2 separate regions of the Homo sapiens genome follow, and region 2 is linked to region 1. The links are chromatin loops, found by intact Hi-C in ENCODE. Cell type or tissue: Calu3. All regions are shown on one strand. Links, peaks and the distances in the headings refer to the core of each region. The heading gives the core; the rest is flanking DNA. Region 1 overlaps MAGI1 (membrane associated guanylate kinase, WW and PDZ domain containing 1). Region 2 overlaps MAGI1 (membrane associated guanylate kinase, WW and PDZ domain containing 1).

What was found. A loop is a pair of places that touch in the nucleus more often than their neighbours do. Peaks named below come from ENCODE experiments on the same cell type or tissue, not always from the same donor. Only the 100,000 strongest peaks of a DNase experiment are listed, where the experiment ranks them.
Region 2: a loop joins it to region 1, with 2.8 times the contacts of the local background. A loop is called at or near these places in 2 of 110 quality-filtered maps.

The regions. Positions count from the first base shown.
Region 1 is chr3:65,664,855-65,681,320 of GRCh38, forward strand. The region is part of intron 1 of MAGI1 (membrane associated guanylate kinase, WW and PDZ domain containing 1); the gene reads right to left. Among named protein-coding and RNA genes, the nearest start is that of MAGI1-AS1, 220 kb to the right of the region's middle. In Calu3, for the core only: a CTCF peak has its summit at 8,234 (motif pointing left); a DNase peak (open chromatin) is centred at 8,227.
Region 2 is chr3:65,475,267-65,491,732 of GRCh38, forward strand. It overlaps MAGI1 (membrane associated guanylate kinase, WW and PDZ domain containing 1), which reads right to left. Exons shown (of 23, transcript NM_001033057.2): 4 at 3,326-3,532. Among named protein-coding and RNA genes, the nearest start is that of LINC02040, 310 kb to the left of the region's middle. In Calu3, for the core only: no CTCF peak of the experiment used is centred there; a DNase peak (open chromatin) is centred at 8,445.

The DNA.
Region 1 (16,466 bases), core at 3,541-11,540:
GGTAATTTCTCTGTTTAAAATGACCTCCAATTGTAGTGCTGAAGTCTATATAGTGTTTCTAAGTGCAAGAAGGCTGTATATGGCCTATATTTTTGCTTCCAAGCAACAACTGCCCTAAACCATTAAAAAAATTCAAACATCTTCCATGTGGTCTTGAAAAAGTAACCCCACCCAAAATTCTAGCCAGAAGTCTACCTGCTGAGGCAGAAGAGCCTTTGAGTACTAATCATAGATACACTGACTCATGCTATCAATCTAAAGCAAGTGTTCACCCTTGACTCCCTGTCACACTCAGCAAATTTCCTACCTCTTTAAAACTTACCAGCCTTACAGAGAAAATGGTGTGCTGGATATGCTTCATTCAGGCATGAGTTACAGGGCTCTTAGCTGTGAATTCGGTGTTAATGAATCCACAATAATATATGTCCAGAAAAAGAAAACGGAAATTGGCTGATCTGAGGCCAAGCCACAGATTGCCAAGGTAACATCTATAGTGCATGATGAGGCTATGGAAAAGATGGAAAACAGGCTAAATTTGTGGATTTGTGAGAAGAAAAATTTGAAAAAACATAGTGAACAGCATTGCTGTAAAGGATCAGGAAAGTGTTCAACCCTTCTCAGTGACATCTTATTATAAAGAAATACTGCATATGTGATTTGAAAGAAATGAACATTAAAGTGTCATTAAACAGAAATACAAGTAAGATACAATTATGTATTGATCAGTTGATGAAAATGTGACCAGAAGTTCACAGGAACCTAATCCTGTATTTCCCTTAGCAGATCAGTATTTGCTAATTAAGTGTTCATGGTGACCTTATACAACATAACTACACACAGACACAAAAACAAGAACTGACAGTATGTGGATCACTCTTGGAACATTTCCTGGGCTTTCCCCTCAAAGTTCCTAAATTTCAACAGCGGGGCCCAGAAATCTAAATGTTTTAAAGGCTCCTCATCCACAGACCCATGTTTATGAACCACTGTGATACATCATGCTAACAAAACCAACAAAAATCTTTAAAAAAACTATTCTTCCTACTTTTGATAAATCTGTATACCATAGAGCGCCTTACAGTTACAGAGGGCTCATGCTGTGAAATTGTTTGGCTTATATCCTTGCTTCCAGGCCACAACTTTTTTAAACCATTAAGGAAAAAAAAATTCAAACACTTTCCATATGGTCACTGAAAAAGTAACTCCACCCAGAACTCTAGCCAGAAGTCTACCTGCTGAGTTAGGAGCCCTTCAGTACTAATCACAGATACACTGACTCATGTTGATCAGTCCAGAGCAGGGATTCACCATCAACTCCCTGTTACTCTCGGCAAATTTCCCACCTCTTTAAAACTTTCCATGTGTGTGTGTGCATTCACAATGTACTATTATCTTAGTAGCCAGGGCACTGTACAAAGAGCATTAAAAGATAATCAGAGATACTATAAATAGTGATTTGGAAATATACTTCCTTAAGAGAATGATGACAAGACTCATGCTCAGGATAGATTTTTATGGCCATCCCCAGATGTCCAACAATCTTTCTCTCCAGTATAGAATTCTCCAAAGGCTATTCCACTGAACACAAGTCAGAGAGAATGCTTTGAGACTAAAAAATTCCAAGGCAGGTGAGTTTGGAAAATGCTGCTTATTATAAAACCTTATAGACATTCAATCACATATTAGCATAGTAAAAGCTCTGAGAAGCCCTGAAGGGAAGATAGGAATGACACATGTCTAAACTATGTTTCAGTGAGCAATTCCCAAACTGATTTGACCATGCGTTTCCTTTACAAACCTATAAGTTCCAGGAAACAATGCTGAGAAGTGTTATTTTATTATCCTGCTGGTGGAGGCCATAGAAAAAGATGAAACAACCTCCCCCTCATGGCCATCTCCACATTCTGATGAAAATTCCTTACCCTTATTTCTCCAGTGCAAGGATTCATCACAGATCAATCACGGAGACAGCTTTGGACTCTTCCAGAAATTCCACAGCTGCACCCTTTGCTCATGACCACAGGCAAGGTCCACCATTAGGGGGAGATGAGCGCTGCGCTTCAATACCCTTTCCTCCATGAAAACATCCATCCCAAACTAGATGAAGCCTTCAGACATACCTACAATTATCCCACTGGGAAAGATGAGCATGAGAAAAACAATGGTCTCCTGCAAGATAAACAGCAGTGTCCTATTTGTTCGCAGTGAGTGAAAATGGCATTCCTTCTGCCCGGAATGAGAACAGAGGAAAAAAGGTGTTCAAATTATAGACACTTTCATTTTCAAAAATCATTTATCTAAATTATTTGATGCCATGAGGAAGGCTCCCATGAAGAAGGGGCAATGGGCTAGGCCTTCAGGGACAATTCAAAATTGGGAAAGTAGGACTACAGTATGTGGGTATCAGAGATGGGTGGACCAGCATGGGAGGGGAGGTTTCAAAATGATTTAAATAGCATGAACGAATATAATACAGAACACAGTTTGGTTCATCAGAATTCCACGGTGGCCGATTCCTGGGAGAAAAGCAGCCAGAAGGTAAAACTTAATTATACTTTCCAAGGCCATCAGAGATGCTACCGCATGAGAAGTGTGATGTGTGTTTTGCACAGACTGGGGAAGGAATGCCTGCGTGTGTGGGACAAGTGAGAGCACCAGGAGGAATGACTGTGTTCTCAGGATGAATTCTATACTCTTAAAGAAGAAACCAATTGAATTTTATTTTATTATTTTATGAGACAGGATCTCATTTTTTCACCCGGGCTGGTGCACAGTGGTGCAATCATGGCTCCGTGCAGCCTCAACCTCCTGGGCTCAAGTGATCCTCCCTCCTCAGCCTCCTGAGTAGCTAGGACTACACCAACACACTCAGCTAATATTTGCATTTTTTGTAGCAATGGTGTTCTGCCATGTTGCCCAGGCTGGTCTCGAACTCCTGGGCACAAGTAATCCACCCACCTTGGCCTCCCAAAGTGCTGGGATTACAGGCATGACCCACCGCACCCAGCCAAGAAGAAACCAATTTTTTTTAACACTCCCACCTGCAGCTGGACATGTGTATGGCACAGTGCAAGGGATTTTCATCAAGTATAGCTACGTACTAAGAGTTTGCTCCCTGTGTAATGTTTCTGTTAATTTAATGAAAACGTAAATTAGTAACATCAGGTTTTTCTGAGAGATAATAGTATAATGTTGAGATTCAGACCATGAACTCCAAACCCAGGCTGCTTAGGTTCTCATCCTAACTCTGTCACTAACAGGCCATGTGACCTTGGGCTAGGCATTTAAACTCTTTGTGCCTCAGTTTTTCCATCTGCAAGATGGGGATGACAATAATACCACTACACCAGAAGGGTTGACGTGAGGTTTAAATGAACGAATACACTTAATAAGGCACTTAGCATAGTACCTGGCACACAAGTGCTATTAAATAGTTGTGCACTGGAGTAAGCTTATACTGGCTCATGAGAGTCAAATGTTAGCACCTCTTCCTACCTTCGTACTCAGAGACATCAGTCATCCCCTGCCAGAGCCAGGTGTTAAACATTTATCAGCATACCACATAAACATCATATTTTCAAAAAGTTTGTGTAAAAATGGAATTAAAAGATAAAAATTAAAAATATAAACTTTATTTCTCAACGCAAGCTCCAACCAGTTCAAAACTCTCTTGTGAGTGATGAACCAGCCATTTAGTCCTTTTTTTTCTTTTTTTTTTTTTTTTTTTTTTGACACGGAGTCTCACTCTGTCGCCCAGGCTGGAGTGCAGTGGTGCAATCTCAGCTCACTGCAACCTCTGCCCCCTAGGTTCAATTGATTCTGCTGCCTCAGCCTCCTAAGTAGCTGGGGTTACAGGCGTGCTGTAATTTTTGTACTTTTAGTAGAGACGGGGTTTCACCATCTTGGCCAGGTTGGTCTTGAACTCCTGACCTTGTGATCCACCTGCCTCGACCTCCCAAAGAGCTGGGATTACAGGTGTGAGCCACTGTGCCCAGCCGCCATTTAGTCCATTCTTAAAGAACTGAAGGTCCTGGGAATTTAACCATGTCAATGTTGTCTTTTTTTACATTATCTTTATTTATTTGTTTATTTTCTTGAGATGGAGTCTCGCTCTGTTGCCCAGGCTGGAGTGCAGTGCAGGGGCACAATCTCGGCTCACTGCAACCTCCACCTCCCAGGTTCAAGCAATTCTCTACCTCAGCCTCCTGAGTAGCTGGGATTACAGGTGCCTGCCACCAAGCCTGGCTAATTTTTGTATTTTTAGTAGAGACAGGGTTTCACCATCTTGGCCAGGCTGGACTTGAAATCCTGACCCTGTGAGCCATTGCACCCAGCCTTTTTTACATTTTTAACTGAAGAAAAAAATGGGTGTCCCTTACAGACTTTTTAAGATTAGAAAACAAAAAGAAGTCACAAGGAGCCAAATCAGGACTGTAAAGTTGACTCATGATTTCCCATTGAAACTCTTGCAAAATTGCTCTTGTTTGATGAGAGGAATGAGCAGGAAGGAACACTGTCATGGTGGAGAAGGACTCTTTGGTCAAGTTTTCCCTGGCATTTTTCTGTTAAAGCTTTGATTAACTTTCTCAAAGCACTCTCATAATAAGCAGATGTTATCATCCTTTGGTCCTCCAGAAAGTCGACAAGCAGAATGTCTTGAAGAGTCCAAATAACTGTTGTCAAGACCTTTGCTCTCGACCAGTCTGCTTTTGCTTTGACTAAACCACTTCCACCGCTTAGTAGCCATTGCTTTGATTGTGTTTTGTCTTCGGGATTCTACTGATAAAGCCATGTTTCATTTCCTGTTACAATTCTTCAAAGAAATGCTTCAGGATCTTGATCCCACTTGTTTAAAATTGCAGTTGAAAGCTCTGCTCTTGTCTGCAGCTGATCTAGGTGCAATGGTTTTGGCACCTATCCAGTGGAAAGTTTGCTCAACTTTAGTTTTTCAGCCAGAATTGTGTAAGCTGAACCAATTGAGATGCCTATGGTGTTGGTTATTATTTGTGCTGTTGTCGGTCCCTTTCAATTAGAGCACAAACAAGATCAATTTTTTTCCTTGCAAATTGATGTGGATGGTCTGCCACTGTGGGCTTCATCTTCAACATCATCTCATCTTTTCTTAAAATGAATTATCCATTTGTAAACTGTGGATTTCTCTGAGCCATTGCCCCCATAAACTTTTGGTAAAGCATCAGTGATTTCACCACAAATTTGATATTTGTTCTTGTTTCGATTTTAGCAGAATTCATGTTGCTCGATTAGAAGTTCTTTTCAAACTGATGTCTCATCATTCTTAGTACCTGAAACTAGATCCTGTTCAGCTACTTTATAACAAGTTAGTATGAGTTTCTTGTGGGGAAAAAACATTGAAATCCATGTATAGTTGTATCCTATTGTGTACTTTCCAGGAACTTTTTGAAGACTCCTCATATATATGCATATACATACATATGTATACATACACACATATATAACACATATGCCATGTGTGTATATATATATATACACATAAGTGCTTGGCTTCATTATTGCCAACATTGAAGTTTTTTTTAATATGGCTCAAGCAGAATCTGAGTTATTTGAATTCCTGGCTTTTATGTAGGTTTCATGAAAATTTAGAGGTTGCTCTCAAATCCTCAACCCCAAAATAATTATTTATAGAGTACCATCAATATGTCTGACATAGCCATAGACATTATGGACTACAGAAGAATTATAACAAAGGTCTTTACCTGCAATGAGTTTACAATCTTGCTAAGATTTTTTGCAAAGCTAATGAACCACATAGTTGGTACGTGTTTCTTTCTCTGGGATCATGTTTGGTACCCATGGAGCTTATCCACTGTTCATCTCTTCCCCGGGAACCTCAGTGGTCTCCATAGTTAATGCAGATAAATATAGCCCTTGCCCTGAAACTGGGCAAATTTGCTACTTATCACTCTTACTAGATATAAACAGAAAAATAGCCAAGGTAAACAGGCACATATACAACCACATTCATATTCTTTAATTAAGTAAAAACCAACAAGCATGTATTAAGCCTCTAGAATGTACCAAAGTGCTTTATGTAACTTTCTCCTGTTGGGAGCTATTCATTCACTGTTTTTAGCTGTTTTATGATGTAAAATAACTGAAACTCATGAATTGTAATGATGTTAATATTTATCATAATACCTAATGCTTATTGAGAATGTAGAATCAGCCATGCAATTCTTCTAAGCACTTTACATTACTCCTCACCACAACCCTGTGAAGTAAAACTGTTAATATCCCCATTTTACAGATGAGACAACTGAGCTTCAAGAGACTGATTATGTTGCCTAGTACTACAGAGCTGGTAAGAGCTAAAATTTGAACCGGGATTTGGCACTCTAGAGCCAATGCTATGAATCACTGTAAAGCAGGTGTTTCTCAATCTTGGCACTACTGGCATTTGGGGCTGGATAAATCTTTGCTCTGCATTGCTATGCACTGTAGGATGTGCAGCAGTATCCTCGGCTCTTACTGACTAGATACCAGGAGCAATCGACATTTGTGACAATTAAAAATGTCTCCCATAGGAACCAACTCACCCAAATGAGCTGGCCAAATGCCCCCTGCAATTCAAAACTGCCACCGGTTGAAAACCACTGCTATAAATTAAAAGAAAGAAAGTAGGGAATTCCTAAACCTGGCTACATATTAGAAATGCCTAGGGTATATTTTTAATGGGTTAAAAATGCAGATAGCAAGTCTTATCACTGATTCAGAGAATCAGAGTGTCAAGGGGTCCCATAGAATAGTCCATCATTTGTCACCAATTAGTTATGTCATCTTGAGAAAGTTACTTGCCCTCTCTGTGCCTCAATTTCTTTATCTAGCTACTGAGTGGGCAAAGCTAGACTGTGTGTCAAACCTTTCCATGGCTAACAATCCAGTCTGTGAAATCACTCAGATACCCATCACTTCCCTCCTTGACAGGCTTCTATTCACACTGCACAGAGAGGGTGTAATGACCAAAAAAAGTTCCTACAACTCCAATCCTCATAAGGAAATCCTCATAAGGAAATCTGGCCAAAAGCTGACCCGTGATAGACTTACAATCAGTTCACCATAGATACAAAATTGGGCACAATTATCACTACAAAAAGGTTAGTTTCCACTTCACACACCTGAGGTAGGTAAAAACTGAATCCCAAATTGGAGATGCAATTTTCCCATTATGCAAAGTGGTTGCTGCATTCCTGGGTGGAAAAAAAAATCCCCAAACCAGTATTGCCAAAACTGAATTTACTAGAAACCTTGACTCCAAATGACACTGGGGAGTGTGCTCCTCTTTTCAGATTCATGAAATGCTTTCATGTCATTTAAGAAGCAAAATGCAAAAGAAAAAAGTGGGCATTGTCTACACTTCAGACATGGAGGCTTTAGTCTGACAATCCCAGATCCTATCTCCAACTCAAAACAAATCTGTTCCATGGCAAGAAAGTACTTTAGAGAATTAGTCTTTGCTGTATTTGTATATGCTAATTAAGCTCCAAAGGAGAAACTGCTGATGATAAATCGCTGACAAAGAAGCCATTTTTAAAAAATTTTACTAATTTATAGATATATCAGATTATATCGGTTTAGGTCACACTTACTTTATATACCCATGTGTAAAAATAGGATGAAAATGATTACATTTGAAAGTGCCTGGGGTTGTTAAAGTAAAAATAGGAACAATCTTCATTGAAGAGGGGGAAAAACATCCTTAAAAGGATACTGAATAGAAGGGTGTCTGTAAGGCACGGAGAAGAAGGAGAAAATGTCCTGGATTATGAAACCACAATAGAATTCTGCTCAGAAATTGCATGTTATCAATTCAGTTGATCAGATACCAATAAATCCATTTACTAGAAACTGATTTCGGAGGAAACAGACTTGTAACTATAATTCAAATTCATTCCTTTAAAGCACGTACTACCAGTGCACTCTATCAAGGGTGGGCCCTAACCACTATTAAAGTGTTAAAAGAAATTATTTCAATTCTTTATGAGTATAAAATTATAGTAGAAGGGAATCAATTAATCTTAGGTGATATGCCACCAGGCCATAATCAAGTATGATAAATTGCTTTCTTCTATCCTAGTTTCTCAATGTATGTGTTATGACAGGTTCTGCGAAGGTGAGTATTAAAAAATATTTGTTCCCAACTCAAAAGGGCATCACATAAATGACCGCCAGCGCCATCTGTCGGTGGTACACAGAGCTGTTGCACTTGTGCCTGGGCTTGCGAGTTTTTGTTCACCTAAATTAAGATTCGATGACTGAAGTTTTACATGAGGGACAGCATCCGTACACTACTCTAAGTGGTGTAGTGCAGAAGCTCTTAAACATTTCTCCTAATGTTTATACCCTTTTACATGGCCAGACACTGAATGAATTTCTTCTAATGATCTGGAGGTGAAGCCTAAAATAACTGCCTCAAATTTCCTGATGTCTTAGTTTATCTTAAACTTTTATATGAATCTTGTGCTGTATACCAGAGTAACCTGTGTCTGTTTTTTTACGTAAAAACATGTATAAAATATTTATAGTTCAACTACTTAACTTGTATGACCAAATATTCGGGTTAAATAGATAATTTGTTGAGGTGTACCATATTTAGCCCCTGGGGCATATTACCTTGGATACCTACATCCTCCAGAGATACTCCTACTCCAATTTGAGAAAAAGTAGGAACTCAGCTCTGCCACAGCCTGCTGTGTGCCCACACTGAGCCTCAGTTTCGTTATCTGTGAGGTAAGGACCATGGACAGGATCTCTAAGGGTGCTTCCAGCTCTGACATTCTCTGAAACAACAGTCATTTGGATCTTCAGACACAAACACCTCACTCATCTCACTACTGGTGAGCCCTGCGTGCACATTCCTATAACATGTGGGCACAGAGATTTGTAAATTATATTATTGTATGTCTAGTTCAATAAATATTATAAATAGGCGTTTCCTATTTCACCTATAGTCCTAAAAGCTTATCTACTCAAGTTGGCAAAACAAAAGCATTTTCTCCCTCATTCTTCTCATTAGCTAAATGGAGGAATGCCTTCTATTAGAGTCACCTCGTATTTAAGCATACACAGCTGGGCGTGTGGCATGTGCCTGTAGTCCCAGCTACTCCGGAGGCTGAGGTTGGAGACTCTCTTGGGCCCAGGGGTTCAGGACCAGCCTGGGGAACACAGCGAGACTCCATCTCAAAAAATACTAATAATTTAAGCTTATACGACAGCTCAATAAGGTTAGGTCTAGTGTTCAAGAATGCAACAGGAGATGACATTAAAGATATAAGCAATGACCATAACAAAAGAGCTCTTAAAAATGATGTTAAGTAGCTAAGATTTCTGCATGTTATGGCCTGTGGATTTTGGATGTTGGACAAGCCCAACAAGACAATACACAAGCACAGAGAAGCCGATCTCAGCCCTATCAGCATGAGACCTTTGGTTAAGATTCTTGCCAAAGCTGAAGAATTCAAGCCCTCAAATGTATTTTCAAGAACCAGTCATTTTATTTCTCCCCTAGGATCACAGACCTTCCCAAGCCCATGAGGTGCCTGTGAAACTCCACATATGGGAACTATATTTTTAGGAAAGGGGCCAAGGTGTCAGAGGCTATGCATCACAAGAACAACCCCTTCTTTCTCTTTTACTAACTAACACAGTTTGGCTTTCCCTCGTTTCTAGCAGCAGTTAATTCCAAGGCTTTATGTTCTCAGACAGTTTCAACACTGCCTTTCCCTTCAGAGTCATCACCAAAATAAATTTTAAAAAATTCCAGTGCGCCCTTCACTTTTTCAGTATTCCCACTCCTGCTGGCCCCAGGTGTTCTCTGGTTTGAAGGTTGCCCACTATGCAACCCGCTGTATAATTCAGAACCTGGTGCACTTCCCAGGCACATCAGTAGTCTAAATTTGTACTACAGCAAAAGCTTCAAGGGCTTAATCAATTACAGATCAAATATTTAAAAATGAGGATTAATCTCATCACTGCAGCCCAACAGATGCATTTTGTGTTAATAAATACACTTCAAACTTCCTGTAGACACTGAAAAATGCATTCCCAATTTGCCTTTGCTCCTGGTTCCCAACAGACAGGAGAGAGGGCTCCATTGATATTCCAGAGCTGCACTTTCCAAGTGTTCATGGGGCTGGCTCTGCTGTATCTCGTAAGATAAAGGAATCAGAAATTAGAGGAGGAGAAACATTCTGACCAGATGCTCTCTGATCTCCCCAACAAAACTTCAACCACACTGTCAGTCTCAATCACAATGTGTGGGCACTGAGATTCATGAGGCCAAATGAAAATAAAATTATGATATTCATTTACGTGGGTGATGGAAGGGTGGATGAAAAGCTCCATATGTTCGGAGTTTCAAGTATAATTTGAAACAGCAACATATCAGCCTTAAAAACAGAACCTCCATGGCCTCCAAATTTCAAGAATAGTAGAAGATGCTTGCCTAGAATAAATCAATTTGGAAAGCTGCAGTCATCAATCTCAAAGTAATTTCTGCCAAAGTATAAATGGTGATTTAAAAACGGGGGAAATGCCAGAAAAATACCACTTGAAAGTTTTATTAATAGTACATTACAGAACACAGAAAAAATTATTTATTAGAGAACTTGTGAAGAATACACAGAGAAAAACTCACATGAATTCACAAAACGGGGCAGCACAATGAATTCACCAGTGTATTAAAAGCAGAACAAAAAAATAAACCCATCACAGACCAAGTAGGTCTTAATTCAAAAATTCAAGGAGCCATCTAATGAGGTGGCTCATTACAGTGTCACAGCGGCACATGTACCTCTAGTTTATGAATTTCAACGATGTAAGCTAAAAACAAGACAAAATCAAACAACAACAATAACAAAACTGATAACAATTGTCTTTGATAATAGATGGCTCTAGAACACAAGCCAACCACTTCATATGGGTTCAACCAAAGAAACAACATTCTGTTCCAATACTGGAAAAAAACAATTGGGCTGAGCTGCTCTTACTGAGAAATGCTAGAGCACAAACAGGGATGATTTAATGGATTTTCAAAGATAATTATGGCAGGACTCAATTTTCACCTTGTTTGACGACTTTAAGCTACCCTATATATGTCAATAGTTTGGAGGAGAAAAACCACATGGTTATCTCAGCAAAGAATGTAAAGAAAGCATGTGATAAATTGAGTTCATATTTTTGACAAGCTTGTAGTAAAAGCACAAAGGCTATTTGTAGCATTATGTTTAACAGTAAATTTTGGAAAAACCCAAATATACATCTATATGGGCACAATTACAAAATTATGGTGTTTCTCTATACAGAGAAACTCTACATAACCATTAAAAAGAAATGAGACTTACGCACTCACACATGACAATGATGAGGATAGATGCAAACTGAAGGACAGGATGAAAACCTTAATCACATTTTCAAAAAAGCCATGACATGTACACACACGTGTCTCTATTTAAACAGCATGAAAATACATAGAGCAAATAATCATGACTGCAATAATCACGGTTAGTTCCAAGAAAAGTAATTGGAGCAGAGGCTTTTGGTTTATAAATTTCTGAATCCTCAGATTTTTTTTAAAAAACGTACTTCTTTTGTTAATTTAAAAAATAAATCTGGAGAATAAGGAAGAAAAACACTCCAATTAAAAATGCAGAATTGGACCAGGCCAGAAAGGTCATCTAGGAAAAGCTGTGTCCAGCATCTCCATCAAAGGAGAAACTACTCCTTTTTATTCATACTCAGGAAGGAGGTGGCAGAGTTCCTGGCTAATCCGGTCAATTGTTACACAAGCTAAGCAGTGCAAAAAATTCTACATTTTATCTACCCCCTTCTTCTCATTCTCAACTCCAAGCCCAATCCTTTTGTTCTTTTCTCAGGAGCTTTAGAAAACAGATGGTTACACCATCCTTTGAATCTGTCAATGAATCACACAAAATCAACAGTGTTTTTCTGGAGGGACACTATTGTGTTCAACAATACAGAACGACATATCCCAGTTTGCTCCCCACATACAAACATACCAGATTCCATTACCAATGAGCTATTCAAAGGGATTTTACCAGATGTACTTAATTTAATTCAACAATTATTAATTCAATGACTCCCGTGCTCTTGGTATTTTATTATGAGCTGTGCAGGACCCTTCGGAAATTTAAAATTTTATGGTGGAGAGGGACATACACGATGAGAAAGAGATAAACAATTCAGGGTAGTTTAAGATTAGGAGAACGTGCAGACATTATAGTTTTTGAAGCACTAGGAAAATCTTTAGAGTTCAGACTAGGCTAAATAAGGTGAGGAGATAAACATTTAGGATTTTTTTTAACTTTTCATTTTCTATTTTTAAACGTTATTTTGTATTGTTTGTTTGTTTACTTAAAAATATTTTGGGAGGGGATTTTTACTATTGGCCAGCTAGGGTCAAGGCAGGGGTATAGAGCAAGGTGGAGATGGGAAGACTAAGAGGCTTCTGCAGTCACTAAGGCACAAACGCCAAAGGCTGGGTTGAGGGTAGGAGCACAGTCATATCGAAGACTTGACCTGGCTCAATGACACACCGGCAAGGTTTGGATCTCAGTGACCAAAGGGGATTTTCATGTAACTGACAGATGCAATGAAGAAAAACACTGAGCAGAGTGCTTAAGGTATCAGAGAAGAATCTCAGCATGTGGAAACAGGAAGGTAGTTAAAAGTCAACACTGGACCCAGACTTATGATTTAAGAGAGAGAATCATCACTTTGTGTTCCTTCACTCTCCACACCTCACAGCTTTCTGCAGTTAGTATGGGAGTTTGGTGGGAACCTCTGCACTTTCTCCCACTCTTTCGTATCCACGTCAAAGGTCAAACTCTTCATATGCCAAAAGAGGCACCTTGGCCGAACCCCAATCCACAAAGGAATGCACTAAATCACTGGAAGTGCTGCACATGAAGACAAAAATCCAACACCATATTAATCATTGGCAGGTTGTATTTCCTGTCCCTTGAAAAGTTAGCCACTTCACTGTTCACAAAAGCAAAGACTTGGAACCAACCCAAATGCCCATCAGTGATAGACTGGATAAAGACAATGTGGCACATATACACCATGGAATGCTATGCAGCCATACAAAAGGATGAGTTCATGTCCTTTGCAGGGACATGGATGAAGCTGGAAGCCATCATTTTCAGCTAATTAACACAGGAACAGAAAACCAAACACCGCATGTTCTCGCTCATAAGTGGGAGTTGAACAATGAGAACACATGGATACAGGTGGGGAACATCACACACCAGGGACCGTCAGAGGATGGGGAGCTAGGGGAGGGATAGCATTAGGAGAAATACCTAATGTAGATGACGGGTTGATGGGTACAGCAAACCACCATGGCATATGTATACCTATGTAACAAACCTGTATGTTCTGCACATGGATCCCATAACTTAAAGTATAATGATAAAAAAAGAAAACCTTTAAAAAATAAAATAAAAAGGTAAAAAAAAAATTAGCTGCTTATACAGCAAAGTGAGAGTAGTTTTGCATTTTTCTTAAGTATCTACTCTGCAAACCAAGAAATTAAATCAAGCTTTGTTGCTAACAAAACAAAAGAGCTACTTGGTATCAAGTAAAAACATAATGGGATTAAGGGAAACGTACATACAGATGTCCACTGGCCCTGAGTGGAGGGAACAGATCATGTCAGGGAATAGGTAACTGGCACTTCCTCAAGTCCATGCCACACTCCTGGAAGCATACTCATATCTGGTTAACTGACACTAACCCACAGCTTGCCTCACTGAGAGCAGGAAGCCCAGAGCCGTCCTTTCTTCTCTTTCCTTTTGCTCATCAGCACTGCTCTTTTCAAATTTTGTCAGCCTGTTGTGTTCACGCTCCTTGAACAAGAAAACTGTCATTTGGCGTGACATCTCTCTCCTACCCTGGAACTCAACAGGCTCCTGAAAACCTGCAAAATTCCAGACATACTTATTCTGTGAATTTTGAAAATCTCTTACTCATTTTAATGTATCCTTCTATGATGGTGATTTTCTATCCGCATTGACACCCAAATAAATAATTAAGAATCATCCCATCTTCCAACTTGAATAATGGGCGTAAATAGTGACAGAATCCTTTTTTACTTCCGTGTTCCACTTATTCAGGTTTTCCTCCTCAATCATGTTGTTTAATTTCTCGTCAGCTAAGCATATCTTTGGACAGACAAAGCAATTTTCCCCTACAGTGTGTCAATTCTGCAGTGAAGGTTTTCTGTTTACCTGCCTACTTCCTTAGCTCAAAAAAAAACAAAATAAAATAAAAGTCTCATACTCAACTGTCACACATACGCTTCATTTTCATTGTGTTTGATATATGAATTCCATACAGTGAGACAGGTCTTAAAATCCAGCACTCAGCGACTACTTCATCTCAGGACCACCCTTTTACAGACAGCCATGGTGATAAGAGCTATAGCTGACATTTCCTAAGGATTCTTTGATAAATTTCATCACTTCCTTAACTGCATTCCTATTGCTTAATCAAGATGCCCCTGGGGCCGGGCACGGTGGCTCACATCTGTAATCCCAGCACTTTGGGAGGCTGAGGCACAAGAATTCATTGAACCCAGAAGGCAGAAGTTGCAGTGAGCCAAGATCATGCCACTGCACTCCAGCCTAGGTGACAGAGCAAGACTCTGTCTCCGGAAAAAAAAAATAAAAAAGCCCATGGAAAGAAAGGCTATCAAGAAGAAAGGAGAACGGCAGTCCAGGGCACAGAAACACAGAACCAGATACAGGGAGCATCCTCAGGAGGTTCTGCACGCTGCCTGTGACTCAAGGCCCACGACTCTTGGTCGGCGGTTTTCAAACCCACTGTTTTCCAACAGGGGTGGGGGGAAATGTCACCAAAAATTGTGTTAATAATTGTTGCTGGTTTGCAAATTATTTTTATTTTTCCTATAAACTAGAATAAATCCAGGGCATGTTTATTTAAAACAGTACTCTCGGTCTTGCATGCCAATATGGCCTAGTTTCCATGAAGCTGGCTTGGGTGGTAGCAAAGACTAGGACTACTGTAGGACCAGGATATGGCCAAATAACTCGTATTTCAGGCTTACTTCTTAAGTGGGATGAAGGCATACAGGGTCCTTGCTTAGAGGGTAGAAAGATTAGTTCTCTCTCTCTTTGATCCCAAAGCTTTTTCCCTTCTAAGTATGGGGACAAGAAAGCTCAGACAGCATCCTATAGACAAAGGCCTTACCGCTCTCACTTTTTCCTTTGTACATTTTCTATTCTTCCATGACATTAGGTAGTATGGGTCTAGCATCTCCCTTGGATTCCAGTGCCCTACCCATCCTCACCTCAGCCTAGACCCATCAAGGGACAGCAGCCCTCAGCAGGTCTTCGACAAGCTATACGGCACCATCTCTGGCAGGTCATTCATTTCTTCCTTTTGATCTGTCTCTGATTTGAATATGATAAGACTATGGTGACCATACCATTTATCATTCAAACAGGAGAGCTCTTGTGAAGGAGAGCTTATTGACTGATCAATTGATTGATGTATTAATTTAAAGACAGTCTCTTGCTCTGTTGCCCAGGCTGGGGAGCAGTGGTGCATCACAGCTCACAGAATCTCAACCTCCTGGGCTCAAGTGATCCTCCTGCCTCAGTCTCCTGAGGAGCTGGGACTACAAGCACACACCACCGCACCTGGTTAATTTTTCTTTTCTAATTTTTAGTAGAGACAAGGTCTTGCTATGTTGTCCAGGCTGGTCTTGAACTCCTGAACTCAAGTGATCTTCCGGCCTCAGACTTCCAAAGTGCTAGGATTGCAGGAGTGAGCCTCAACACCCGGCCTGAGCCACCACACCCAGCCAGCACTTCAAATAATATAATAATGATATGATATGATATGATATGATATGATATGATATACTTTAATAATTATTAAAATCATAATAATGATAGCAATTATGGGACAACCAGGCACACATACTAGAATTATCCTCCCAGGCAAGTCGAGAAAATATAGTGTGAGTTTTTCTTGTAATGGGACGGAAAGATTCAGTATTTTAGTTTCGGAGTTGGGAAGATGAAGAATTGATTTTGGCCTACTTTAGATTTTAAGCCATTCTGGCAAAGGAGTTCTCCATAGGTCCACAGATCCAGACCTATTTAATCAATATCTATAGTGGGGCTTAGGGACAAAGCACCTACATTCTTGTATTTTGATTTATCATCTGTGCATTAGTGTCTCAGGGACTTTGAAAACAGGGCTTAGGTACTATTTTGTCTATTGGCTAAAATGCCATTATATTTACTTAAGCGCAACCACTTCATTATTTATAACACCAAGAATAATTCTAAATCCTTTCTCCCTGAATTTATTCCCTCTCTCTTCCAAAGACCTGGGTCTCATTTATAGACCACAATCTACAAACATCTGCCCCAAATAAG
Region 2 (16,466 bases), core at 4,482-12,481, 190 kb before region 1:
ACAATGGTGCAGCCTCGGCTCACTGCAACCTCTGCCTCCGGGGTTCAAGTGATTCTCCTGCCTTGGCCTCCTGAGTAGCTTGTATTACAGGCACCCACCACCATACTCAGCTAATTTTTGTATTTTTAGTAGAGATGGAGTTTTACCATGTTGGCCAGGCTGGTCTTGAACTCCTGACCTCAGGTGATCTGCCCGCCTCAGTTTCCCAAAGTGCTGGGATTACAGGCATGTAATCCTTGTTACACACTTTCTAAGTTGTCTCTAATAAACACAATATTTTTGCAAAAGTCTTTGTTTGTGTATATATCTGTGCTTTGGCCAACAGTCTAACTCTACCTTCATTAAGCCCACATAGGAAGTGTTCTTTCTCAAGGGCTCTTTTTAGGTCAATAATTTGGGCACAATTTGTAGAAGACTGTCCCATTGCTTTGTGTTCACAGTCAGTTCCATGGTGAGCATCTGGGATGACTGCTCACTGTTCAGCTTCTGCCTTAATCAATGACTGCAGAAAGGAGGGGTGGGCTGCCTTCCCAGATGCTTCTGGCCAATAGGCTCCTTGATCTTTTGTCTGCACAGTCCCAACGTTACTTAGGCGTCTTAGTGAGACATACCTTCTTCAAAACACTCAAGCAAAAGGCAGCTAAGATAGAAACAGCAGCAAGTTATTAAAAATATCCTGGTAAATATAATATTTAATGGCTTCATAATATTTCTACATTTTGATATGATGCTCATGCCTTTATCATAGCTGGCCCAAGCAGAAGCCGACACCTCATTATGCCACTGTCACTTTACGTGCAAACTGGCTGGTGGATTCCTATTTAATGTGGTTCAGAACACAAAATGCTTTGATACCACTAGTTTCACATACTTATGGACTGGGTAGTGTTAATTATTTGAAAGATTTAGCATGAGTTAGTGTATGACAGATTGTCAGCTGTCGCAGGTACACTGTTGTAAGTGAGGGGACAGTCAACGTGCTCCATACATTGTGAAGAGGTCCCATCACGTGCATATCTCAAGGCCACTTTTTCCTCAGTGCACCCTATTGGCCTTCTTGGTATCAGACAAGAACGTGAGGAACACAATCAGGTGTCACTTGGCTTTCTGTTTTGTGTGGAAACTAATCATCAGACTGATTTTGGCCATGATGATCTGGGCCCACAAGTTGTTCTAAGATGCCAGGATTTCAAGTGGGGATTTTATGAGGTCAGATTTTCTGAGGCATGGCTTCTAGAGAGAGAGATTGATAGTAGTTAGAAACAGGAAATTGCATCTAGACTTACAGTAAACTACCTCTACTTTGTTCCTTCTTTCTACCAAAAAATCTATTTAATAAATAGAGGACAAATACAGGCACACAAGCTTCTTGGGGACCACCCAATCTGCTTGGCAGAACTGTTTTGCCGCACACTACCCCCAAAGTCTTCTGTTTCTGTGACCACAACTATGGTTTAGGTTATACCATGATTTGCTATTCTTATTTATCAAAATATCAAGGCATTAAAGTATGAGATTTTTTGAAAGAAATGTTAACATGTTTCATGATCTGTTTTCATTTTGGTAAGGGCCACTATAAACAGATGAAAGATTCCTAAATGAATGAAAACAGCTGATTTCAATTAAAACATAGGTACAAGGTGGCAAATTTCTTCTAGATATTACAACTATTGGGCAGGCACTGGCCTAACCCATTCTAATTGAGAAAACAGAAATTTTCATGGAGTCAAATTCATACAGCTAAAAGGGGAAACTCAGACATGATCCAATCCTAGCGAGTCATTTTACATATGGATGAGTTAGGCATAATGTTTCTAAAAAGACAACTACCAAGAGCCAAGCCAGGGTAACAAACAAATCTCCTCTGTCTTTACCTAACACTTCTTGCACAGATGTTTGGCTATCCTACTGCTATGACAATAAACTCATCCAAAAAATTTTATTTCCATTTGATAAATTTTAGTCCTCTGAGCTTAGCTAATAAATTTTAAAAAACCTAAGTGAGGCCCATACAGGTTGCAAACAGCATTCATAAATAACAAACTTTTCCTAAATATTCTGTTAGAGTTGGTAGCACAGGGGAAAACAGTCCACTCATCTCCACCTTCATTGGAGCTGATGCTAATCAAACAATGACCAAAGTATAATAATGTGAGAAAAGGCCACTATGGGAGAGGATAATCTCATATGTTGAAAACGGATAACTTATTCATGGCTATAACTCTAAAATATTAAAGGCAATATTTAAGTACAATAACAACAGAAGAAACAAGGTGTTCGTCTAATCCACAACACTGTAGACTGAAGTTACTCCTATCTTACTCAGCTGTTACATTTGGAGTTACTATGTAAGGTCAAATCTTCATATAGTAAAAAATATTCTTGAGCTCTTCTGGGTCACTGCACTAACCCAAGGAACACGCAACATTATTATTATTATTATTATTTTTTTTTTTTTATTTATATTTTTTGAGACAGAGTCTTGTTCTGTCACCCACACTAGAGTGCAGTGGTGCAATCTCGGCTCACTGCAATCTTTGCCCTTCAGGGAACACACATCATACCCTGCAAATGGTACCCCCTGGAGTTGTGCAGTACTCAGCCTGTATGGCCTTACCCAAAGGCCTTGTCCTTGAAAATCCCTTCATAAAATACAACATACCTAAGCTCGGAGGTAGACAGCCCTGAATATAGATAAAATATATATAATATAGTCAGTAATACATAGGCTATATAATATAGAATGCATATATAGATATAATGTTAGAATTTTACTTTTCCATCTTTCTCCCTTTTAAGGCATATAACAATTTTGCGTAAGTTAACTGAACACATAATATCCTTCCATTATATCTCTGCTTTCAAAGATATAAGAGGATGCTGCTGGCCTTCTATACAGCATCAACTGACATTAAACTGATAAAACACATTCTCATATTTTGCTTCATAGCAACCAGCCATAATGATAGAGATGCTGCAAGTTACCCCCCCCAAAAAAAATCAATGAACAAAATACAGATATTTATATACATATATCATTTTGAAGAGAAAGAAACCATGCTGATTTCTCGTTTGCCTTCTTCATACATTCACCCCCAGCTCCTTTAAGGTATTCTGATGAAGTTAAAATATTCTTGTAAAGGGGCATGAAAAGAAGACCAGGGAAAGGACCATCTCTTCTGCAAGCACTGTGTGGTCCAAGTTTGAATTTTGGCGACTCTACAAAATCCCTCCTGAGAACAGCATCCTTTTCAAAACTCTATGCAAAAGCCTCCTCGTCATCCCTTCCCCAGGTCCATTGAGGGCAACATGATCTGACCTTTACCTGTAAAGCTGCTGTTCATTTCAGGAACGTCATCCTCCTCCTCATTCTCCGCGTGGACTATGCCAGCATTTTGCATATCATTGTAGGACTTGGTTCGCTTCGGGGTCGACTGCTTAGAGCCAGACTGAAGGCTGTGCAAGGCATCCGTCGTGATCACTTTCCCACTGACTGGCTGGCTAGGAGGCTTGGGTGTCCCATAATAGTTTCCTAGGTGATGGAGAGACACATTTGCATGTTTCAAAAGGAATACTTTGTGTTTTTTTTTAAGACTTCACATCCAAATCTCTAGGCACATTAAAAAAAAAATTAAACTAGAAAACCAGAACAAACTGTATTTTATTTCTGGAGTGGGTTAGAAGAGATATCTTTCCTATCCAGCTAGACACAGTAATTTCAGATGGGAAGAGGAAAGCTGTATTGTTTTAGTGCAAACAACCTACTAGGGCTAAAAACAAAGGAGGCTATGCTGAATAGTAAACCTTCCTCCTCATTACATTTGAATATCAATTGGTCATCTTTTTACATATATGCACCAGCATAATGCTGAATCCAATTTAGAGCAAGCCTCACAGAAGATTAAAAAATTCATTACTGCCGGCATCCTTACAGGCCTAAAAAGTTGAGGTCACTTTCCCTTAATAAGGGGACTCGTCAAGAGGGAACCAGGGCAATATTTAAAAAGGAGGACAGTAAACCCCACGTGGCGCCTCTTTAGCTGAATGGCAGGCTTGACTCTCAGAGTCATGCGGGGTAGGAAAAAACCCTTGCCAAGCTTTAACAGAAAACCCTGTGTCAATGGTGGCACCCAGTATGGGTCACTCTTCCAGTAGTGGCCCATCTTCACTTTCAGCCACTCTTTCCCAGTTTGATTTAGGTCCCACTATAGTGTGCTATGTGACTCTCACTTGTACATAAATAGATTTTTACATTTTAATTTTTTTATTTTAATAGATACATATATTTTTAATTTGCCATAGAGAAATCTCACTGGTAAGTTATGATACCAATATAAAGTTTGCCTTTAGAATTTAAGAAAAAAAGCAATACTTTAAAAAATTGACTTATTTTTCACTTAAAGTTTAAAAAGACAGTTTTATATAATAAGAAATTAATCAGCTGAATACATAATAGGGATGGTAGTAATAAGAGTTTCCTTTTGAAAAGTTAAAAAGTAAGCTATTTTTTTAAAGTTATTTTAAAGATAACATTAAATAAATAATACATGTTCTCATATGAACAAAATCACAAAGGGTGGTTCATCAAGATCAAAGTTTGAAAAACACAGTTGATAATCAATAATATTCAGCGGCTACATAATAAAAGACATCAACCTTAGAATGCCATCGATCCATTTACCACTTCACATCTTTTAGAGTAAGGCCAGGAAGACAGGAAATGATTCTGAGATGCTGGATCAATCCTAACTAATGTTTGTAATTCTATGCTTAGTAAAACAGAATTTGTAAATAATAATAAATCCTGTACACACTGTATCTTCCTAAGGATCCAACCCCATTGTCTAACCTCAGTACATAGTTACATAACAAACACATTTTATTACACAAGCACCAAAAAAAAAAAAAACACAAAAAACCACAAAAGGAGACGGTAATAGCCTGGTCTCCGTGAGACATACAGATAATAAAGAATTTGCTTCTCAGCAGGGTACAGTGGATCATGCCTCTAATACCAGCACATTGGGAGGCTGAGGCGGGCTAACCACATGAGCTCAGAAGTTCAAGACCAGCCTGGGCAACATGGTAAAATCCTGTCTCTAAAAAATATACAAAAATTAGCCAGGCTTGGTGGTACTCTCCTGTAGTCCCAGCTACTTGGGGGTGCTGAAGAGGGAAGGATTTCTTAAGCCTGGGAAGTCAAGGATACAGTAAGCAGAGATCGTGGTACTGCACTCCAGCCTGGGTGAAAGAACTAGATCCTATCTCAAAAAAAAAAAAATTGCTTCTATCAGGCTTTATTCTTATAAATAAGGTTTCTTTTTTTTTTTTTTTTTTGAGATGGAGTCTTGCTGCATCACCCAGGCTGGAGTGCAATGGCACGATCTCGGCTCACTGCAACCTTCACCTCCCAGGTTCAAGCGATTCTCCAGTCTCAGCCTCCCAAGTAGCTGGAACTATAGGCATGCACCACCACGCCTGGCTAACTTTTTTGTATTTTTAGTAGAGACGGGATTTCACCATGTTGGCCAGGTTGGTCTGGAACTCCTGACCTGAGGTGATCCACCTGCCTCAGCCTCCCAAAATGCTGGGATTACAGGCATGAGCCACCATGCCTGGCCAATAAGGTTTCTTTTTTAAGATAAAAAGTTTTAAAATTTTTTAAAATGTTTTTTGAATCATCAAAATTTATAGAGATACACACCCACTTTCTTTGAGAGGAGTGTAATAGTCTGTATCAGCAGGAAAACTCAACATACACATTTTTTTAAATGCAGTACATGAAAGAGCATCACGTTCAAATTTGAAGGGTGCCAGGTAGAAACCTGATACGCACATTCTGGTGGCTTATACTCAACTCAATCATTCAAGTGTTTTCATAGGAAGTAATCTATCCTTATCTTCAAAAATCTTCTTTCAGGTTTCCAACTTACAGGCGCTAGAATTGAGTCGAATCAGCTTGAAGAAAGGCATTCCACATGTGTCTTTAGGGGCTAACACTTGAGCAAAGAAGAAATTAGCACGTGTCAAACAAGAAATGCACTTAATCTTGCATTTCTACAGTGGTTGTATCAAAGGATGTCTCATGCCTTCATTGAAGGTGTAAGTAACTAGGCCAAACTGTTAACTTTCTCATTAACTGAAGACTCTTTAGTGAAGTTTAGGAAAGTATGATGGTTAACTATTTTAAAAATAATCTGCATAGTGAGAAAAAAAGGAGAGAGACAAAGCTCTAATGAATTTAATTTTCATTCCTTAATCATTATTATATCACGACATCATGTACATTTTCAAGTTAGATGTTAAATTAAGGCCAATGTCTATAAATAAGAAACTTCTACTGAAAGATGTGGAACCCCTCCCTCGTAATTTTTATATGCATAATTTCCTAACCATATCACTCAGTTTCAGTGCCATTAAACTGAAGTAGCATTCATAAAATTATTAATCATTTAAAATCAATGAAAACTTCAACATCTGCATTTATGGCAGAAATAATAAGTGCTTGGAAAATAAAAGTTCCACTTAACTTTGACAAATATGTGTGGATTTTCCATTAGGTACCTACCCTCACTTTTCAAGTTCAAAATCTTTCTTAAGTTAATAAATGATTAGCAGATTTGTTAATGCAATTACAAACAACCCAAAACAATCCACTTGTTCACAATGGTTTCCTGTTTCTGAAAATTAGTTTAACATTGAATGGAGGCAGATAAAGTAGATAATATTAGATTGAACCATATGAAATTGCTGTTGTAGAAGATATAAACTGTCAAACATAAGCAATTTCACTGGCTTTAATCTAATGAGTGGCCCATGAGCAATACTGCAGAGCCTTGGCACACCATATCATGGGGTAAAAGGCTTGGAAGAGACAGCTCAGAGTTGAAAGCCCACTACTAACTAACTGGCTGTGTGACTCTGGGCCAGTCTTTGTCCGCCTTTAACTTGGGATTCTAAGAGAACCTAGTTTACACCTAGAATAGCTGTTAGGAAGACAAAATGAGACGGTCTGCCTTTAACCTATGCTGAAGTCTGCCACTATGGTGAGGGTAGATAAATGCTACCTAAAGTTGCTATCACATGTTTTCAGTCTTTAAAATGACACCCATACTACATTGTTTTGAGGATCAAAGAGATCATGTATGCAAAGTGCTGCACATGGTAACTGAGCACTAAGCAAGCAAACCTGTCAATAACCAAATAACCAAGTCTTCTAACACTCAGTCTCTCTAGTACTTTCTCTGTGAAATGGGAATGGTAGCACCAGCTGTAGCAACCTCATAGGATTATTGTGAAAATTAACTAATGCAGAGTTTTCAAAGGTACTCTGTAAACTATAAGGTGTTAAATATGAGATAGTGTTATAATTATCCAAATCTCTCCACTATTTCTTATTTCCCGTACTGAAACCTACAACCTTTACAGAAAAGATTCTGTCTAGTGGTTTTCTAACTGCAGAGTGTTCAAACTTTCATACGCCACTGTTTCAAAATAATTTGGATTAGTGACCAACATTTAAAATTAGAAAGCTTCTAGTTAAGTCTGGATTCTCAATGCTGTTTGACAAACTGTAAAGTCTGGTTCCAGGGACTCCATCTCTTATAGAGGATGTTGAAAAGCAAGTATGTGTCTAAAGCCAATTCACATGAACATACTAAATCAAGGATTTCTGCAGAGAAATTTTTGCTCCTCCTCTTGGTTTTGCCTGACCCTTGACAGACAAAGATCTTGGACCCCATCTAGAACAGTGCCCTCAGGCTGCTGCAATGCAAGGGCATAGGCAGATACAGGGGCATGAGCAGAGGCATGAGTAGATGTAAAAAAACCTTAAACTTCAAAAAGTCTTCAATAATTCACAGATTAGCCTTTGAGTGAATTGATTTTTGGAGAGCTTGCTTTCGGCCCTGGGCTTTTGGACAAAAACTCTGGCTGTCTTATTTCAACTCTGGCTCTCTTATTCTGCTGTGAACTGCCCTTACCGTGCAGCAATGGGCAGGATGGGTCATGCTTGCTCCAGTTTGCCACAGTCACCAGTGGTCTTCTTTGCCTCTATGCACCCTCTTACCTGACCTGTCTGGCCCCTCAGGCATTTGAGTTCATGACTCTAACCTTCCAGAAAGTATTCCACCTTTGCAATGGTTTGCACTCTCATCACAATCAAGCAAAGTCTAGCCACAGCAGAAACACAAACCTTACAAAGTCTAGCCATGTAGAAACACAAACCTTACAGACAGTATGCGCGACTTAACAGTATTAAATAAAAATCATCTGAAAAATTGTAAGTGATTAAAAACTTAATTGGGGCTATCACTTGGCAGGCTGCACAGTGTCTAGGAGCCGTGAGGCTGATTATCCCACAGGCTCTGCGTTATCCAACACACGTTTCCTGCAGTGGCTGGGCTCCCTCCCAAGTGGAAACTTGTTCTCTCTGCTGCTATTTTCAGAACTGGTTCTACAACAAATCTCAACAGGGAGGGTAGCCAGGGAGGAAAGCGGAGGGCAAAGGAGGACTTAAGAGGAAGCCACTGCTGGCCTTAATTAACAAGCAAAATCTCTGGCCAGGACAAAGCCAAAGAAAATATTTTTCTGACACACATTTAAAAATTAATAGGCACTGCAAATCAATTTTTAGGGCTTTATAAAATATTTAAGGAGGATTGTAACCCTGGAATTTAAGCTAGGATGAATCAAATCTATATGGCTTTCAAATTATACAAATTTACTATTCATTCATTCATTTCCTTACAGAAAACCTTTTTAATGCCAGGCATGGGAAATACAAAGTAAAAATTGGACTGAAACACGATCTTCACAACCATTCTATATGGCATACATCAGTTTTGTCAAGCTTCAATGTGCAAACAATTAAATTACATTAAGTAATGATCAGGGTGGGCCTGAGATCCATGGATCACACTGTTTGTGTAGCAAAGCCATTTGGGACAGAGAAAATCATTCCTCTTTTGCAGATGACAAACATAAAGGCCCAAAGTGGCAGAAACGCCTGCCATGGAGTTACATGGCTGGTCCAAGGTAAATGGGGGTGGGAATTGGGGGTACTTGTCTGTCTTCTTCCTATGAGACAAGCTTTTGCAAATAAGCCTGAGAACAGGATGGTAGTGACCACCTATGGCTGGGAATCTACAGCATGCATTTTCAACGGGGCAATATCACCCCCAAGGGGGCAAAAATTGTTTTCTTTTTTGAGGGGGAGAGAGGTACAAAAACCTTACTCTCTTTATGTATAGTGCAAATATGTATAGAGTACATGAATACATGGACATCCAGCATATCTGATTTTGCCTTGGCCTCACGGTCCTGAGTGGTCTGCCCCATGCCCACTCTCCAAGCACTTGTCCTGATTGCCTTCACCTTGTTCTTTTCACTCTGACCTCACTGGTTGCCTTTCAGCCCCCAGCATGTAAACTGTGCCCCCTTCCCCCATCTCACAGCTCTTGCACCCACTCCTCCCTCTGCTCCTCACCCTGTTACTACCTGCTCATCCTCAGCAACAGTATCTCTGACCCCACAGACTAGATCAAAGCTGTCCTTATCAGTTCTTATATGTTCTCAAGGAACCACATACCTCCCCTTCCTAATGCCCTTTATTGTATATAGCAGACTGTTTAATTAATCAGTACCTGTCTTCACCTCTAGACTATAAACTCAAAGAGGCCAGGAGCCACATCTGATTTTGTGTACCACTGTGTTCTCAGGCCTGACGCAGTGCCAGGCACATACCATTACCCGGTAATTCACTGCAGAATGAGTAAATGAATAAAGGCAGATAGTGCACATGAATTCCAGCCTGGGATCCTCCTAAAAACCTGTATTGTGGATCCAGTTTTTAATAGCATGACTCACAACACTTTCTTTCCAGTCGGTCAATTACATTTGAATTACCAAGATCTGCATCACTTCACTTTGCTACTTGCTTGCTCAGCACATGATAGTTCCTTCATAAAACTGCAATACTTTCTTTTTACTCTTCCTTTTCCTACCTGCCCCACCCTACAAAAATAGGATGTTCATGCACAGAAGGACAATAAACCACTGTTCTATAATTAGCAGTTTGTTCTTGCCAGTGCCATTTGGTTTCTAATACAAGACCAAACAGGAGAACATAAGAGTTTTACGACCCTGAGTGAGGTAAGGGACCTCTCTCTCTTCAGCCTCAGTTCACACAGTATAAAGACAAAAATCATGGCAACCTAATAGGTTTTTGTCAAGATTAAATTAGATAATGTGTATAAAGCACCCAGCACTGTGCTTGACACAATGTTAGCCTATAATCAACTCTGCCAGTCTCCAATCAGGCCTGATGTTGTAGATAGATAATAGGGTTAATGTGTAAAAGAGTGTATTATCACAACACATATTCAAAGAACAACATTTTTTAAAGTTACCTTTATCGTGCACATATTAAGTGTCACTACGCATATATTCACTTACTCTAATCTTTATAAACAATCTTAGAGAAAAAAAGGCATCAATATTCCCATTTTCACATAAAGAAACTGATATTTACACAAGTCAAAGATGATGACTGGCATTTAAATACAGATTAGTCTGTCTCTGACATCTACACTTTTAACTCCAGGAATATTTGGGGATCTCTAAGCAGGGAATTAAAGAAAACTTCGCCAGCTCCCCCCATCTTCATAAGCAGAAGAACAGCCAATTATAGCACAGATTTCATTTGGTCACTTTCATTATCAACAGAGAACATTCTACGACAGAGTTTGCCAACAGAGCTCATCACAACAGACTGCTTCTAAGGCCTGCCAAAGAACAGGACTCTAGACAGTCTCGCTTTCTTTAACCAGAAACAAGAACTCTCTTCACCCCTATTTTATCTCTGTGTCCCCAAAAATTATACCATTGGCAGCTGCCTTTTTGCAGACCTTCTAGGAAGCAAAACAATAACATTATTGAATGCTGACATCCTCTTCCTAATTAACATGCAGAAATATGCAACCCATAACTCCAATTTGAAATGTCACCCTGGCACTGCACTTCTATGCTGAAGGAAAACCTTTGCAATGCTCAAAGTGTATAATCAGCCTCTTCTACCCAGAGGCATTTGTAAAACAGCCATGTCTGGATCCCCACCCTCCACTGAATAGTTCATCCCTTGTAAACTCTCTCCTAGAGAAGTCCCAAGGGCTGGCTGAGGCAGTGACCTGTCTTGCAGAGCAAAAATGTCAACAGAAAAAAAAAGAAAAGCAAGGGAAAAGGGAAATGGTTCAGCTGATTTATTTTAAGCACCATATCAAATAAATAAGCTCAGTGCCACAATTAGGAAGTTGGGCCAAGTTGGAAAGATGTGCTTATTCTTGTCTTCTTTACCTTGCTTTGATGCCAATTCTGTTCAGTGACAGAATGAGGAGCTGGTTCAAATTGTAAAGCAGAGATCAATGACAAACTCTACTAATAACTTCTATGCCTTGTGAGGGATGATAATCAGATTCTTTACATCGCCAGGAAGGGGCTCTACTCTGTTGGGAGTATAATGCTACTCTCAGCATTACAGCTGTCGGTGGATAGAAAGTTTCAGGATGGAGTCCCTGCCCGGCAAACCTACCCCAATTATAGTATTTTTTATTTTCACAAATGGTACCACTATCTATCCAGTAATAGAAGACAGAAACTAGGAGTTATCTTAGGAGGATTGTCATCATCTGTCTTTTCTACCTCGTTCTCACAATAACCAATACATTAACAAATTCAGCTTTTCACATAAATATCTCCAGATTCAGCTGACTATTTACCACCACCATCACCAACGTGGTTCAAAGCCAACTCCAACTGTGGTTGCCAGATGAAATGCAAGACAGGGTGTTCCGCGTTTTTATTTGCTAAATCCAGCAACCTAACTCCAGCTCAACCATCAGATCTCACTTCAATTACTACTTCTACAGAGGTACTTTTTCTTGATTCCACAGACATCCACTCTCCCTGTCTTATGGTCTCCTTTAAAGACCTTCGCACACTTACAATTGGATATTCGTTTATTTAAATAAAGTGTCTTGTTCACTAGACATTTAAGACCCATAAAGACAGTGACCACAACCATATCTGCTTTTGTTCAGCATTTTATCTTTAATGAATAAATGAATGAACTCACAAACTAGTAACTGAGGCTACAAAAGAAGCATTACTTTTCAGGCAAAGGGAAATAAAAGCATCCCAGTCCTGCAACATTTGGCCAGGCTATGTCCCTAACTCCCTGAAGTATCTTAAAGCAAGCTCTCTCTGGATTTCAGTTCTATCATCTGAAGAAACTAACTTTACTGCATTTCCAGCTGTAAAGTCCTACAACCGACCAATGTAAATCAAGCAAATATTGGGCCTGAAAGAGAATTCTGAAGGTTACTGGGCCTTGAGGCTTCACTGGTTCACTCTATTTGTCTGCCATCTTGCCTGTCATAGAATGTATCCACAAAAGAAGATCACCACTCCTCTGCATAACATCCTCTTTGGGAAGATTCAACACGATGATTCTTTTTTAAAGGAGCTTAACTCTTAAGACCTGCTTTGCTTTGTGAAGTCAGCTGGTGAGGACAGAGATCTTGTTGAGCAGGTCCTCAACCTTCCTTTCAGAAGCTTTTATTCTAAAACTGAAGCCACCAGCCATGTGTGGCTACTTAAATTTAAATGAGTTTATGTTGAATTAAAGTTAATTTAAAACTTGGTTTCTCAATCACAAGAACCACTGGCTGCCATAATGGACAGTACAGAATACTGAACATTCCCAGCATGGAAGGAAGTTCTTACAGGATAGCAGTGGTTCTAAGGGAAACAGGGTGTGCTTGCTTCCCCTCCCTTTCTAGAAGCCATCCTTCTAATCCTCTCTTGGTTCATCATCACATCGTTCTCTGTGGATTCAGGCCCCATGGCCCATGCTGATTACTAAATTCAAACACCATCTCCCAGCCTCTCACCTGACCTAACACAGTCCTCTCATAGCTTCGCCTCCTCTAGGGAGTCTGCCAAAACTAGATGAAGCTTTCTATAAGCTTCTGGAGCGCTGTGTAGTTTCTCTCAAAACACTCATAACTTTTTTTCTTTTTTTTTTGTTTTTTGAGACAGGGTCTCACTTTGTCACCCAGGCTGGAGTGCAGTGGCACAATCTCAGCTCACTGCAACATCTGCCTCTTGGGTTCAAGTGATTCTCCCACCTCAGCCTCCCAAGTAGCTGGGACTATAGGCATGCACCACCAAGCCCAGCTAATTTTTATATTTTTTTTTGGTACAGAGGGGATTTTACCATGTTGGCCAGGCTTGTGTCGAATTCCTGACCTAAAATGATCCGCCTGCCTTGGCCTCCCAAAGTGCTGGGATTATAGGCATGAGCCACTACACCCGGCCTACTCATCACTTTTCTTAAAATTGTTTACATTCATTCATTCATATATTACACAGAGTCTTGCTCCTGTTGCCCAGGCTGGAGTGCAGTGGTGTGATCTTGGCTCACTGCAGCCTCGAACTTCCCAGGATCAGGGGATTCTCCCACCTCAGCTTCCCGAGTAGCTGGGATTACAGGTGCACGCCACCGTGCCCAGCTCATTTTTGTATTTTTTTATAGAGATGGGGTTTTGCCATGTTGCCCAGGCTGGTCGCGAGCTCCTGAGCTCAAGCAATCCTCCCACCTCAGCCTCCCAAAGTGCTGGGATTACAGGTATCCGCCACCACGCCCAGCAAAATTGTTTATGTTTAATCTGCCTCACAAGACTGAGTGTGGGAAGAGTGTAGACTCTGTGGCCAGAGTGCCTGAATCTGAATCCCAGCTCTATCTTTGATTTACCATGTGAACTAAGAAGAGATTACTGGCATTTCTGGGCCTCATACTCCTCTTCTGTAAAATGGACATAAATAGAACCTACCTCATAGGCTTGTTAGGAAGATTAAATGAATTTGTGCATATAATGCACTTTGAAGAGCACCTACTATGTGCCACACAAGCCCTAGCAAAAATAATTAATTAAAAAACATAAGCACCTTCAAAGTCAGGTAGTTTTGGTCTACTGCCCTGTACATCATATCCCTTGCCTCACAAAAAAAGTCTGACCTGAAATAAATACTCAATAAATATTTGTTGAAATAAACTATATATGCATTAAAAGGCTTGCTTTAAAACTGTGCTGCCAGAAACTTACCCTATAGTTATGCTCATAATTGCGTAACAATATACTTGAAGCACTGTTTATAACACGACCACCAAAAACAGAAGGGGGAGGTGAGGCAGGGGACATTTAAAATGTCCATCTGCAGGGGGCTGGTTAAATAAGTTATATATTTATATACAGATAGACAGATAGATACATAGATAGATGTAGAGATATATATATACTCATTCACTGGGACACTATGCAGCATTTATAAAGAATGAGGTGAAACTGTATGCGGTAATGTGGAAAGATCTCCAGGGTATGTTAAGGGCAAACGGCAATAACAGAGTGAAGTAAACGAGATATACATATATGTTGTGTACATATAAGTTTTCTGAATATTTGCACTAGCATCTTTAATAGTGGTTACCTATATGGAAGAGGGGAAACAAGTAGGACTTAGCTAGTTTTAAGGCTTTTGCTGTAGGAACTATTCCATCATGTACACTTATTACTGTTACTTAAACATTTATATATGTCTTCCTTTAAAGAGTGCTTTGTGTTGTTGTGGTAGACTTTTCCTCTCTGGAACCAGCAGAGGTCTGGAGAAAGCAATTTCAGGAGGGGAAAAAAGATGGTGAGTACCTGGGAAGTAAATAAAGACATTTTACTGGCAAATCTGCTGGTTTACTGACTAGTAGAGGGGAAAGGGATCCACTACAGGAGCAATTTTGAACTAGGTGCGTGTAAATACAAAAGCTAATGCTGAAGGAGAGCTTACATGTGTCAGACACTCTGCTAAGCCCTTTCCAATTATTGTCTCATTTAGCCCTACCTCTGAGGAAGCACTATTATTATCCTCATTTTACCAATGGGAAAATGGAGACATGCAGCATTAAGCAACTTGCCGGAGGGCACACAGCTCAATAGCAAAGGGGCTGAGAATCAAACTCAGGCAGTGTGACAGCAGGGCTTGCATGCTTGTTAGTGTCCACCAATAGACAGCAGCCACCATCAGGGGACTTGTCCAGGGGAGGCAAAGACAGTGGAAGTTCTCTAAATGTCTTTCCAGCCCTACTCCGATGAGGGTATATGGCATTTAATAAACATTCCATTTGGCTCTCAGCTTTTAAGAGTCAATATAATATACTCTGGTCAGTTCCAAAAACTTATGAGCCATCTCGGCCAGGCTCGGTGGCTCACGCCTGTAATCCCAGTACTATGGGAGGTCGATGCAGGCGGATCACGAAGTCATGAGATCGAGACCATCCTGGCCAACACGGTGAAACCCTGTCTCTACTAAAATATAAAAACTTAGCCGGGCACAGTGGCATGCACCTGTAGTTCCAGCTACTCAGGAGGCTGAGGCAGGAGAATCGCTTGAACATGGGAGGGGGAGGGTGCAGTGAGCTGAGACTGCGCCACTGCACTCCAGCCTGGGCGACAGAGCGAGACTCTGTCTCAAAAAAAAAAAAAAGAAAAAAGAAAGAAAAATTATGAGCCCTCTCATATGGTAAGGAAATTTCGCTGCTAATAGGCCAAAGGCTGAAGAACGCTGTACAAATGGGTTAGAACTGGAAAAGATTAGTCCTGTGCCTAAGAAAATTCCAATTCCAAAATAACTATGCAACATTCACAAAGGCACCGTTTTCTACAAGACAATCAGACATTTTCTGAAAACCATTCCTCTACTGCTATACACCAGGAAGTTAGCTTCAAGTACTAATGGGTTATTTTCCTTAGCTTCTTAGTTATATCTAGGATATTCTTCGGGTTTTTAGGAAAGAGTGTAGGATCTGAGAGTCACACTGAGCTGGGTTTGGTTCCTTCTCTAGCATTCTAGAACTGGCTGTGCAACTCTGAAATAGTTATTTAATACCACTTGGCTTCAGTGTCCCCATCTAAAAATTCAGTGAAGATAATAGCCGCCTCTGTTGCAATGATAAAATTAAATGAGAAAAAGAACTGACTCCACCTATATATCATTTGTTCCATTAACATCGAATAAAGTGAGTTTACTTTCCATCTTCCAAGTTAAATTGGAGTCTAAATCACAAGTTTTTCCTTTCCGACCCAATCCTCTTTTGCTTTGTACAACCACTCCCACCCCAGCCTCTCCAAAAATGCAAATAGATGTTTTATATATTTGACGACTGAAGCCCCCCAGATGGGCATAATAACTGATTGCAGATGAGGACATTTCTCTCTCTGCTAACCAAAGAGGAGTCACACATGCTCTCCTCTTCACATGTACAACATGTGAGGACAGCATGCTGACAACATGTTGAAGAAGCTCCTTGTACCTTCCCGCAGCCCCCCTCCCTTCCCTCTATACACTCCTAGACCTCGATT